Linked DNA regions of Homo sapiens: regions 2 and 3 are each linked to region 1. The links are chromatin contacts, found by Hi-C or POLR2A ChIA-PET in ENCODE. All regions are on one chromosome and are shown on one strand. Each heading gives the region's core, a stretch centred on a gene start or an enhancer-like site at or near the end of the contact. The rest is flanking DNA. Distances are from core to core; before and after follow the strand shown. Region 1 has its middle 44 kb from the start of TAF1B. Region 2 has its middle 100 kb from the start of TAF1B. Region 3 overlaps LOC100996549 (a long non-coding RNA gene).

The links. A loop is a pair of places that touch in the nucleus more often than their neighbours do. ChIA-PET counts read pairs that join two places held with the same protein, here RNA polymerase II (POLR2A). Pooled maps may share reads with other maps.
Region 2: a loop to region 1 is called in a map of CD14-positive monocyte, with 2.8 times the contacts of the local background. The contact joins two enhancer-like sites. A Hi-C loop is called at or near these places in 4 of 168 maps with a recorded cell type or tissue (CD14-positive monocyte, CD4-positive, alpha-beta memory T cell and naive thymus-derived CD4-positive, alpha-beta T cell) and 14 of 50 pooled maps. POLR2A ChIA-PET finds 5 or more read pairs at or near these places in 5 of 52 experiments (CD4-positive, alpha-beta memory T cell, GM10248, activated CD4-positive, alpha-beta memory T cell and 1 more).
Region 3: a loop to region 1 is called in a pooled map, with 2.1 times the contacts of the local background. The contact joins two enhancer-like sites. A Hi-C loop is called at or near these places in 5 of 168 maps with a recorded cell type or tissue (CD14-positive monocyte, CD4-positive, alpha-beta memory T cell, PC-3 and 2 more), 1 of 37 single-sample maps with no recorded cell type and 15 of 50 pooled maps. POLR2A ChIA-PET finds 5 or more read pairs at or near these places in 8 of 52 experiments (CD4-positive, alpha-beta T cell, CD4-positive, alpha-beta memory T cell, GM10248 and 4 more).

The regions. Positions count from the first base shown.
Region 1 is chr2:9,797,779-9,801,444 of GRCh38, forward strand. No RefSeq gene overlaps it. Among named protein-coding and RNA genes, the nearest start is that of TAF1B, 44 kb to the right of the region's middle. RefSeq lists enhancers at 2,038-2,873, 2,874-3,666 and a silencer at 3,042-3,336. Within about 2 kb of position 1,618, at least 13 of the 41 ENCODE cell types and tissues checked have a DNase peak (open chromatin) inside an H3K27ac peak, as active enhancers do; they include CD14-positive monocyte, where a contact is called at or near this core.
Region 2 is chr2:9,737,701-9,741,366 of GRCh38, forward strand. It overlaps the pseudogene RNU4-73P. Among named protein-coding and RNA genes, the nearest start is that of TAF1B, 100 kb to the right of the region's middle. RefSeq lists an enhancer at 786-885. Within about 2 kb of position 1,936, at least 22 of the 41 ENCODE cell types and tissues checked have a DNase peak (open chromatin) inside an H3K27ac peak, as active enhancers do; they include CD14-positive monocyte, where a contact is called at or near this core.
Region 3 is chr2:9,756,401-9,760,066 of GRCh38, forward strand. It overlaps LOC100996549 (a long non-coding RNA gene), which reads right to left. Exons shown (of 3, transcript XR_241267.4): 3 at 2,190-2,899. Among named protein-coding and RNA genes, the nearest start is that of TAF1B, 85 kb to the right of the region's middle. RefSeq lists enhancers at 315-837, 838-1,360. Within about 2 kb of position 1,616, at least 10 of the 41 ENCODE cell types and tissues checked have a DNase peak (open chromatin) inside an H3K27ac peak, as active enhancers do.

The DNA of each region.
Region 1 (3,666 bases), core at 368-2,867:
TCCCTCCCAGCACTGTCTGGCCAGCATGTGCGGTCGCGTGAAGACCTGCTAACAGCAGGAGCTGGGGACTCCCTGAAGGCGCTGACCTCGGCCGACTCCCCCAAGAATTCCCAGACCCTGGCACGGGTGCCGGCACATGTGCTGCCCAGGGCAGGCTCGGTGGACACATCTACAGTTCATTCTCCCACTTTAGTCCATTTGCTTAAGACACCCTTCCCTGGCAATCGGTAAGGTGCACACATACTGCCTGGGGCTCTCATTAAACTGCAGATTCCAGTTCTGTAGGTCTGGGAGGGGCCTATGATTGTGCAGTTCTAACCAGCTCCCAGGTGAGGCCAATGCTGCTGGCTCAGGGACCACACTTTTCACAGTGAAGCTTTAGAGCTCATTATCTTCCAGGAAGACAAATGCAATACAGGTGTTGCCTGTAGCCAATGCTTCAGCAAATGCTATGGATGCTGCGACTCTGAAACTGGCTGCACCTGCCCAGCAGTCCTGTGAGAGAGTCTGTTAATAAGTAGCAAAGTAGACTCCTCACTGAGGAGGGCAGTTCAGGGACTCGGAAGTCAGGGATGCCCAGAAGGTACACAAGGGGGCTGGGAATCCAGGCTGCAACCTCTAGGCCCAGAGGCCTGGGTGCCAGGCTCAACACAGTTGCTGCTCGCCCAGTGACCTCACGTGAGACACCTCCTCTCTCTGGGCCTCTGCACCTACTCTGGGTGGTACTATCTGCCATGAGAGTGAGATGGGAAACTCTTCCAAAGAAAGGAGGGCTGGATGCTGGTGAGTTGGCATTATTGGCAAGAGCAGATATGATCAGCCCTGACCATGGGCCAAACACCATTCTGCCCACTTTCTCTGTATCAGTGTGTTTAACCCTCAGGGCGACCCTCAGAGGTGGGCACTGTTCTTATTACCTTTTCACACAAGAGAAAACTGAAGCCCAGAGGACGCAATTGCTGTTAAGACCCCAGGCAGTCTGGCTCCCAGCCTTCTACTGAACCCTCTTGTCACTCTGCCTCTCCAGCCTGAAGCTCTGGAACCGTAATAGGTTCATGGCCTGACCCGTGCAGGAAGTCAATATGCAAGATGCCGCATTGCAGCAGAGAGAGAGGTCTAATCAATGCAGGGCCACCAAGTGAGGAGATGGGAGGAAACCCCCAATCCATCATCTCCCCAGGGAGTTCGGGGCTCGAATTTTTAAGGGTTTTGAAGTGGGTCAAAGTGTGGAGGTCCTTGATTGGTCGAAGAGTGCAGTCACGGGACAAGGAGATGAAGAAACCTCACTGTCACGCGGATTCCGTTCCTCTGTGGGGGTCTTCGAGCTGGTTGGCATCAGCTGTTCTGATGGAATTCAGGATCTGCTTAAGCAATTCTTAAACAAAATTCCTATGATTCTAAGGTCAGAGATCCTATCAATAGGAACCATGGGGATGTGAACTGTCCGTACCTAGGGCTACGTGACTTTTGGTTACAAGGAAGTGGGTCAAAGTACAGCCTGATGAATGCTTAATTATAGCTATATGACTGTCCGCAGTTCTTGTTAACCCTGTGAGGCTGGCTTCAGCTGGGTCTGCACTAGGTTAAGAAAGGGAGAAGAAGGGTGGGGACCTCAGCCCTTCCTTCCTGCCCAGACCACAGCCTGCAAACCTCCTCGGGTCCCCTCTGGCTCCAGGGCTCTCGCTGCAGACAGATCAGAAAGGACTCTGGGTCTGTCCCACCCCAGCCAGGCAGCCCAGAGCCCTCAGAGCAGGTGCTGCCCAAATGTTCCTGGGCATGGTGGGACCTTCTGCTAGGCAGGCTCTTCCTCATAGATTTGGGGGCTGCTTGTTTTAGGTTTAAAACAACCTGAGCTTCCCCCAGCCAAGTCCCTATCTCATTGTGTTGCCGTGGTCTGTTTGCCTGTCTGTCTTGTCCCCTAAACTTTGCACTCTCAGAAACGGGGCTGTGTTCCCTCCTCCCTAGGTCTCCAGCTCAGTGTCTTGCACACAGTGGGTGGTGAACTGACTTGCTCCTAGTTTCCCCTCTAGAGGTGCTGGGATGCAGTGACAACGCGCTTCCAGATCTTGCCACCAGAGGGCAGGAGCGCACAGCAGCCGAGTGTGAGCAGCGCGGCAGAGAGCAGGTCGGGCTGGGTGGGTCCCTGGACATCCAGCCGGCAGGGCAGGGAAGGGCCAGGCGCAGAGGGTAAATGAGGACAGGGCCTTGGGGGAGTCTCTTCATTTCCCATGCCGATTCCAGAGACTTCTTTTCTCTTCCTTCCCTTCCATTCCCCTGCCATCTCTTTTCCACTCCCTCCCCTTCCATGTTGACCAGGGTCCAATTTTGACTTTGTGTGACTTTGGGCCAGAAACCTCTTCTCTCTAAGTTGTAGTTTCCTCGTCTGTAAAATGGGGAAGTAGTGCTACCCAATTCTGGGCAGTTCCCTATCTTCCCTTCCTCAGGCTTTGGGACCCTCTGTAGGGCCACGCTTCTCGGCTCTTAGTGGGGAGCTCCAGACTGTGACCCAGGCAAAGCCAGGGGCCCTTTGAAGTGAGCTGCCTCCTCTGCCCCCTGCCTGGGAGAGGACACCTGCAGGCCTGGCCCTGTGGGGCCAGGTGGGCTGGCAGAGTGGATGGGCTGGGAGCTGTGGCAGCTGTGCCGGGTACACACAGGACATCAGCTGGGCCTGTTCCACTCAAGCATAGATGAGCAGGCAGGCATGAATGAATGAATGAATGAATGAATGAATGAATGAATGAAGAGTGAATGAATGAGTGAATGAATGGGAGAAATTCAGGCATGGCTTCAGAATACTTGTAGCAAAGGGATTTTCATACCCACTGCCAGTGGAACCTGGAAGCCTCCTAAGCCTCTCGGAGCCCAGCTTGAGTGGAGTCCACTGGGGGCTTGTCCTCTTTTTGAAGCCTCTTGTCCCTTTTGGACTCCTCACTGGCAGAAGCCTAAGAGACCCTTAGTCTAAGCTTTCAGGGGGTGAGAGGAGGAGTCTACTAACTGGGAGGGTTTACCCAACATCATTTATTTATTCCTCATCAAACAAACACAACGTAGCCACCCCCTCCGGGACTGTGCCTGTGTCTGTGCTGTGAACATCCCAAGGGACGGTGCAGCTGGTGGGGGTGGAGGGGCCGGAGTGCTCTGAGGAGCCAGGGAAGGCCTCTCCGAGGAGGGGGCTTTTGAGCAGGAGGCCTGTGCTTTGAGCAGAGATCCCACAGAGGGTCCCAGGTCAGCTGGACCGGCACTTCAGAGAAGTCACTGACTGAAGAATCAGAGGCAGGGGGCCCCACGAGCCGAGCCGGTCCAGGCCCCAGGGAATGAGGGCAAAGCGGCAGCCTGCAGTCGGACAGCAGTGCTGGGTCCAGGGGCTCCTCAGCTCCCACGCCCACTCACAGCGCATTGTCTCCAGGGGAAGGGTTTCTGGGCGGGCCCAGGAAATGGGGATGTGTCATCCGAGTGGGTGCTCAGTCCCCAGCAGAGCTCACGGCTGACAGCCAGGCCCGTCTCTCCTGTCACTAGATCCCACCTGCAGGGACTTGCCCAGAGCTGACCTAAATTTCCCGGCCACTCTGTCGACACCTCCAGGGCGGGGCAAGGCATGCCTTCGCAGAAGCCCAAACAGAATTCGTGACCAACAGCACAGAGACTCAACCTCCACCCTGGGCTCAA
Region 2 (3,666 bases), core at 686-3,185, 60 kb before region 1:
CCCCCACTCCTCCTAGTACCCCCATTCCCTCTAGTACCCCTGACTCCCCCTAGTACCTCCCACTCCCCCTAGTGCCCCCCACTTCCTCTGGTACTCCCCACTCCTCCTAGTGCCCCCCACTTCCACTCCCCCAGTCCCCACCAGGCACTTTGGAATGCCTTCTCCTGCTTTCTGCTTATTCCCCTCCTGCAGAAGCTCCCCTTGGGGATGGGGTGCAGGAGTCCAGTGATGTCCACTCGAGAAGCTCCTTGGGACATTTGCATTAGTACTATCTCTGTGCACATACAGTGGCGCACACAGTTGTTCAGCCCAGAAACTTGTGAACACACAGCTACTACTGACCAAGCACCTATTCCATGAGGACTTTAAGAGGATACTTTGAGATATAAATAACAGAAAAAGTCAAAATGGCTTGCAATAGTCATAGCTGACACTTACATGACACTTACCATGTGCCAGACGCGATTTGAATACTTTCTACACATTAACCCCTTAAATCCTCACAATGATCTCATAAACCAGATACGGTTATTATCACCATCCCCATTTCACAGATGAGGAAACTGAGAAGAGAGAGAAAATAAACAAGCCAAAAGTCCTCAGTAGTAGTGGTGGTGGATTGGGCAGTCAAGCTCTAGAGCCTTTGCCCCTGACCCCCACTGTCCCGTGTCTCTGACCTTGGGACAGCATTCTCTCACTTAATGAGATGTCTCAAGTTGGGGACATCCCAAGGGAAATTAATTCAACCGCTCAAGGCTGTCACCAAGGACTTGGCTTCTTTTCATCTCGACACTCTGCCATCGTTAGCCTCTTGGCTTTTATGTTGGGTATTATCCCTTTATGTCACAATATGGCTGCAGCAGTTCTAAGTATCATGTTCTCACCCAACCACACCCAAAGGTCAGAAAGAGAGAAAGCCCCTTCTTTATAGCTCTTTTTTTAAGAGTAAGGGAAACTTTCCCCAAATTCATCCAGACACTTCCTCTCGTGTCTTGTTAGTCAGAATGAAGTTACACGCCCGTTCATAAACTAATCACTGGGTCACCGTGACTGGCTTAGACCAATCAAGACACTGTGCTAGGCTCCCAGGGAGTCCTGCTTCTCCTGAAGCATGTGGCTGCCAGAAACCCTGAATAAAACAGGCCTCTGGCTTGCTGGTGAGGGAGAGGAACTGGAAGGGTTGCGGGCCTGTCACACAGCATCGCTATTTCTGGCTCCCACATCAGCCTTGTGAGATCAGGACTTTTATCGTTTTATGAATAAGGAAACCAAGACTCAGAGACAATGAGGTGCTTGGCCAAGGTCAGCGGCTGGTGAGTGACAGAGTCTGCATGCTCAGCCCATCCCTAGGAGTCTGGCAAGGCTGGAAATTGGTCTTTCTTTTCCCATCCTAGATGGATTGCGTTGGAAAGATTCAGGCTCCTGTCAGCTGGCTCTTGCTGTCCCTTCCTGACAGCTGCGACTCTGAGAACAGTTTAATTTCAGAAACCCTCACACGGTGGCTCCTCTCCCTGCCAGGCATCAGGAGGCCCCAGAGGAGCAGCAGAGGCAAGACTCGCTGTCCAGACTCCCTTCTGAGGAGACTGCGGTCAGGGAGCCCAGGCTGACCCTCGTGTTCTCATGCCTCGGTCCTGTTGATAAGAGGGAAGTCTGTGCTGGGTTCCTATCCACAAAGCCCTTGCGGGGAATGGGTCCCACACGCCGCTTCTGCAGACCCAGCTCATCCTGTTTCCGGTTTCTATTTTGTTTTTTCTTTTTTTTTTTTTTGATACGGAGTCTCGCTCTGTCGTGATCCGCCCGCCTCGGCCTCCCAAAGTGCTGGGATTACAGGCGTGCGCTACCGCGCCCGGCCCTGTTTCTGGTTTCCAATTCTCTTAGGATGTCAGTGCCTTTGATCCTCTGAGCCCCCGGAAGGGCTCAGCCCTCTCACATCTGCCTTCCTCCTAGAGGTGTGACGCCTGCCCTTCCGCCAGGGCGAGGCAGGGGAGTGACTTGGCGCCCGAGTCCCGTTTCCCGTCCCCTCTCCGTTGCCTGTGCTCAGAGCCAGGGACTCTGCTATTTGTAGGCCCCGCGGGCTCTGTCTGGGGTCTTTCCCCAGGGGAGGGTGTGCGTCCGGGAAGGAGAGGCAGCCTGGAGTTCCTTCTGGATACCGGCCAGGCCTGCGCTATTTGCCTGGAGAGGCCATCGGCATCACTGAGAAGGTCCCTGGAACTCGCTGCTCAGACACATATGTGGCAGCCAGTCAGGAGCTACGTTCTTCTTTGCTGGAAACAAGCAAGGATAGACTGTGATTTTCCTCTCCCTCTGTTGTGTATTTTTCACTCCTGTCTCTCCATCAACCCACCCACCCATCCATCCATTCATCCACTCATCCATCCACCCACCCACCCACCCATCCATCCATCCATCCATCCATCTACCCATCCACCCACCCATCCATCCACCCACCCATCCATCCATCCTACCATCCATCCACTCATCCATCCACCCACCCACCCACCCATCCATCCACCCACCCATCCATCCATCCATCTACCCACCCACCCACCCATCCATTCACCCACCCATCCACCCATCCATCCACCCATCCATCCACCCATCCACCCACCCATCCACCCATCTATTCACCCATCCACCCACCCACCCACCCACCCACCCACCCATCCACCCATCTATCCATCCACCCACCTGTCACATAGTGTGGCAAATACAACAACGACTCACATGTGGTTCCTGCCCCTACACCCTCAACACTCATACCCTAGTGGGGACTCCTCCAACCAACGAATGCAGAAGGTTTTAGCTCCCTGATGGGCATTTGTATTTGAAGTTGGGGGGTGGGGGGCTGCACAAATGTGCACAACTTAATAGAGGTCCTTCTGGCATTGTGCCAAAGTGAAGCTGAGGAGGAGTTAAATTTTTATGTTTTTTTGGTTGTTCAGCCTCTGTAGAGAGTCTCAAAAATTCTCGATGCCAATTATATTTCAAGTTGTCATGACAAGCTATAGGGAAAAGTTTTCAATTAGCAATAATCATGTCTCAGGCAAACCTCATTGGCTATGGTACCGCCACTGCAGAAATCTGAGGAGTTATTTTTAAGCAAGGGCTCTGCCTTCCCAGCGTGTCTTAAATTTCTCCAGGGTGAGTCAGATCACCCCTGTTCTTGGGGACCTCTTACACCAGCTACTGGTCGCCAGGTCTAGGGGAGGTTAGTGACCTCAGCCCTGGAAGGGGAGCCTCAAAGTCACTGGTGAGCCTCAAAAGAGGCTGGCAGGGCTGCCTGCCCAGACCCATTTGCTACAGTTATAATGGGGAGTGTCCTTGGGTAATGAACTGCTATGTAGAGCTCCTGATTAAGCACTAATTAATTATTAATGCACTGTGTCATAATTTTGCCTGGCCCTTTCTATGCCAAAGAATTGTATCCCACAATTCCATTTGTGATCCTGCATTTTCTGATTTGTGGCCATGGTGGCCCCTTTTCAAGCTCACCTGTCTCTGCAGTGGCCAGATGGATCACTGAGGGTACATGCACCACGAGGTCATTGTCCACTGGTAGTAGGTGGCATGGATGACGACTCATGGGTGTAACGTGTGAACAACAACAGATACACCGGCTGGAGTCAGCCACACTTGGAATTCTGGCTGTAATGCTACTGTGGTTTG
Region 3 (3,666 bases), core at 366-2,865, 41 kb before region 1:
AATATCATCCCACTACAAGTTCATCCCAACAAGGGGTTCTGTCGGCGGCAGCACAAAGCTACCATGAAAACACCTAATTATGAGAAATGAGCTCCCAGACCCCCCTGCCCGTCACTCCCTGCTCTTATCAACTTCTGCCCCCTCCACTCACACGGACAACTGGTTTACCTGTCTGTGTCGCCCCCAAGCCAGCCACCCCCAGAACCATGCTCTGCCCATTGCTGGGCTCAGTAAAAACTCTCACTTGCGGCTAAATCACCCATCCAGAATCATACTCTGCTCCCTGAAATCCCAGACCCAGGCTGCACTGAGCCCTTCCACACGGGTACAAGAGCACATTTAGACCAAATTTCAGCAGGTCCAGGAAGGCCCTGGATGCCAAAGTTGGCACCTTCTGGTGCTTCCCGACATGCCACCCGTGGCTGACTTGCATTCTCTGCCTTGGCTGGTACCTGTCCAGCTGCACACCTGATACGCCCCAGCTCTAAATAAGGAGAGGAACTAAACCCAGCACTGCCCTGTGGCAAGCTGTGGAGAAGGAATGGGAGCGGGTGGAGGCGTACCTTCCTGCTCCATGGACGTGTGGTTAGGAAACACCATTCCCGGCCAGGAGCAGAAGCTGGGCTGGGGTGAGCCGAAGTCTCGGCCAAGACTCCTTGACCTTTAGGGAGTGCCTGAGACGCTACACAGCCAACAAGCTGCTGGGCCAGGGACAGTTGCAGAACCAGGATTGGCCTACTTTAGCCCCCTGCCCAGGGCTTGAATCCCCTCTGCAGTCTCCCTGCTTAGGGGACACCACTGTGTTTGAACACCTCAGCTGATGTGGGACTGCTGGCATCTTTCCTGCCTGGACCTGAGAATGGCTGGCCAAGGCTGAGGCTTGGAGTGGCTCATTCCCTTCCAAACTTGCCCATATCCGTGCAGTGGGCCACAGTTCCTGTCTGGGAGCCCCCCACTCCTGCAGGTCCTCCTCAGCAGCCTTCCCCATGGCTCTGTGTAAAATTTCACCCCCACCCCTTTTTCCTGCCATATTTCTCTTCTTGTCACTTTCCACCCTCTAAGTCCTGTTTGTGCATTTAACTGATAGCTTTTGGTCACCGTCTGTCTCCCCCCGTAGAGAGGCCACCCTGGGAGGGAGGGTTTATTTGGGGGCTCGGGGTTGCTACAGCAGGCACAAAGTCAGCAGCTGTGGCCTGACCGAATAGAAGAGAGGCTGGAGTGTTAAGCGGAGGCGTTTCTGCAGTGGGGCCACAACCACGCAGGGCTGGCTGGAGGGGGCTGGGCGGGGTTCCTACAGGGAGGTGATGGGTCCCGGTAGCTGTGCCGGGTCTCCTGCAGAAGAGGTTGCATTTCAGATCCGTGAGCTTCCCCTCATTCCAAACACTGGCTTCCTCCACTTCTTTTTCCTCCCCTGGGAATAATTGGAAAAATGATTCCTAAGCTGTCAGGAGAAAATAAAGAAACCATAGCGACCGATTCGCAGCCTCTCCTAAATCAGCCAAATGAGAAATAGATTTGGAACCACCTCTGGAGGGGGCGGCTAACATCTCCAGGAAGGCGACAACCATAGATTGTGTTTCAGCAGGCGGGGAGGGGCAAGGCTGGGGGTAAGCTGCCGAAAGCCCGCCTCAGCCACCCGCTGTGCTTCCAGTCCCTTCCCTGGCTCAGGGCTGGCTGGAAAGACAGAGACGTTTCATGCGGGGCTCCGCAGATGGCAGGCGTTCCACACCCATTCCCTCACTTCTCTGGAAATAGCCCCGGGAAGTAGGCAATGTTACTGACTCCGTGTCACAGACCAGGAAATGCAGACCTGCCTTGGCCGCAGAGCTGGTTCATGGGAGGGGGATGGAGCCAGTTCTCACGCTGACATTGGCCTGGTCCCCACAACTGTGCCTTTTCTGTTGTGTCCCCAGAATTTTAACATTCTCCAGCCAGACACAGGCCAAGACCGACAATGCTTCACTTGGTGAAGACCATTTTCTGTTCCTCCAGCAGCCTCCGTGACCTCGGGTGGGCCATTCGGTCAAGTAATCCTGAATTTACCTCCCAGTAACATTGTGTCTTTGAGCCGTCATCAGGCTTCTTTCAGGGTAGACCCACGGGACTGTGTAGAAAAGGGCTTGAAGGAGGAGATTTGTGCCGGAGCCCCTGGTGCTGTCAAAGTCAAATAAAATATACAGACAAATCTCTAAGTTTAAAATGTTTTATTTGGGGAGCAAGAATTTCAGTTTGGGGCATACACACAGACTGGGTGGTCTTCAGTATGTCCAAAGAGCAAAGAGAAGGTTGTAGGTTTCATAAAAATGAGAAATGTTATGGATTGTTAGGAAAGCAAGTTCATTAGCACTAGCAACGTTTTGGGGATCCGGCAAGCTCTGATTGGTGAGTGGGTGAAACTAGTCTTAGATTTCCGCAGGTTGTTTCTGTAGCTATTAGATCAAACCGGTTTCAGGTTGCAACACTTGTTCCAGCAGCCAGGGTTGGAGACAGTTATACTCTTGGAGCAATGTTACGTGGTCCAAGTGCTTTTTCCTGTGGTCTCATAACTCTGCTTGGCTATGACAACAGTGACCTTTGTATGATCAACTTTCACAGTGGCCACAGGAGAAGCCAGATTTGAGCCCATGCCCATGCCTTCTGGCTGGCTTTCTCTCCCTTGCTCCTGGCAGGGCAATGCAGGGTGAGTGACAGAAGTGGACTCAGCTACAGGCAACATTGAGTGATCTAGGTTCCAAGTATGGCACTTTATCCGTTGTCTTATCAACATAAAGATACAGCGCTTTGAAATTTTGTCAAATTCAGGTTTGAGCAGCCTGATGCAGAAATTCCTGGGTCAGGGACTCCAGGGCGGGGATTTGGAGGGGTGAGCTGGCTGCAAAGTCTCTGGTCAATGTGGGTTCTGGAAAAGAAAGAAAGAAGGAAGGGAGTCTCCTCACTTCACCTCTCTGGTCTCTCCAACAGTGTCCACCGTTCTGAGCCCTCAGCTGCCTGTAGCTCTTTACAGAACAGACCCCACCCTGCTTTGTATCCAACTTTGTATCCAGCATCTCAGATGTTGCCACAAGGGGCAAAACCAGGGGTTGGGTGACTCCCTAGCCAGAACTCCAAGGCTACACATAGCTATTTAGACAAAAGAAGTGTGCTTATTTATTTGCTTTAGGATGCAATTTCATGAGTGACATTTAGCATTTGTTGAGCCCCTATGTTTACAAAGTGCTTCCACCCACATGGTCTCATTGGACCACCTGTGAGGGAGCACAATGTGACCTCCACCTTAAGGACTGAGTGTGGGAGTTGACCAGGAGCCCAGGACTGTCCAACTCCTATTCTAGGGGGTTCTTTACATCCACAGAGGTTTTGAAACCCAGGAGCATGCCTTCCGGAGCACTTAAATTGCATTTGATGTTTAATGACTCTTATTTACTTATCACAAATACAATTTTTAGTGATACGAGAGCCAAGTCACAAAGACTAGATTAAACATTACTCTCTTCTGTTGCATTGGCTTCTCTACATCATGGTAACAGGTTGTCAGGTTCAACTGCAGCATTGCTGTTAGAGGCAAAGGTAGGCAGGAAGCTCATTCTTGCAATCCCTAGAACTTTAGTAAAAACTCAAAGATATCTATTTTTCTAACCAGATACTATTAGCTTTATTTTGCATCCA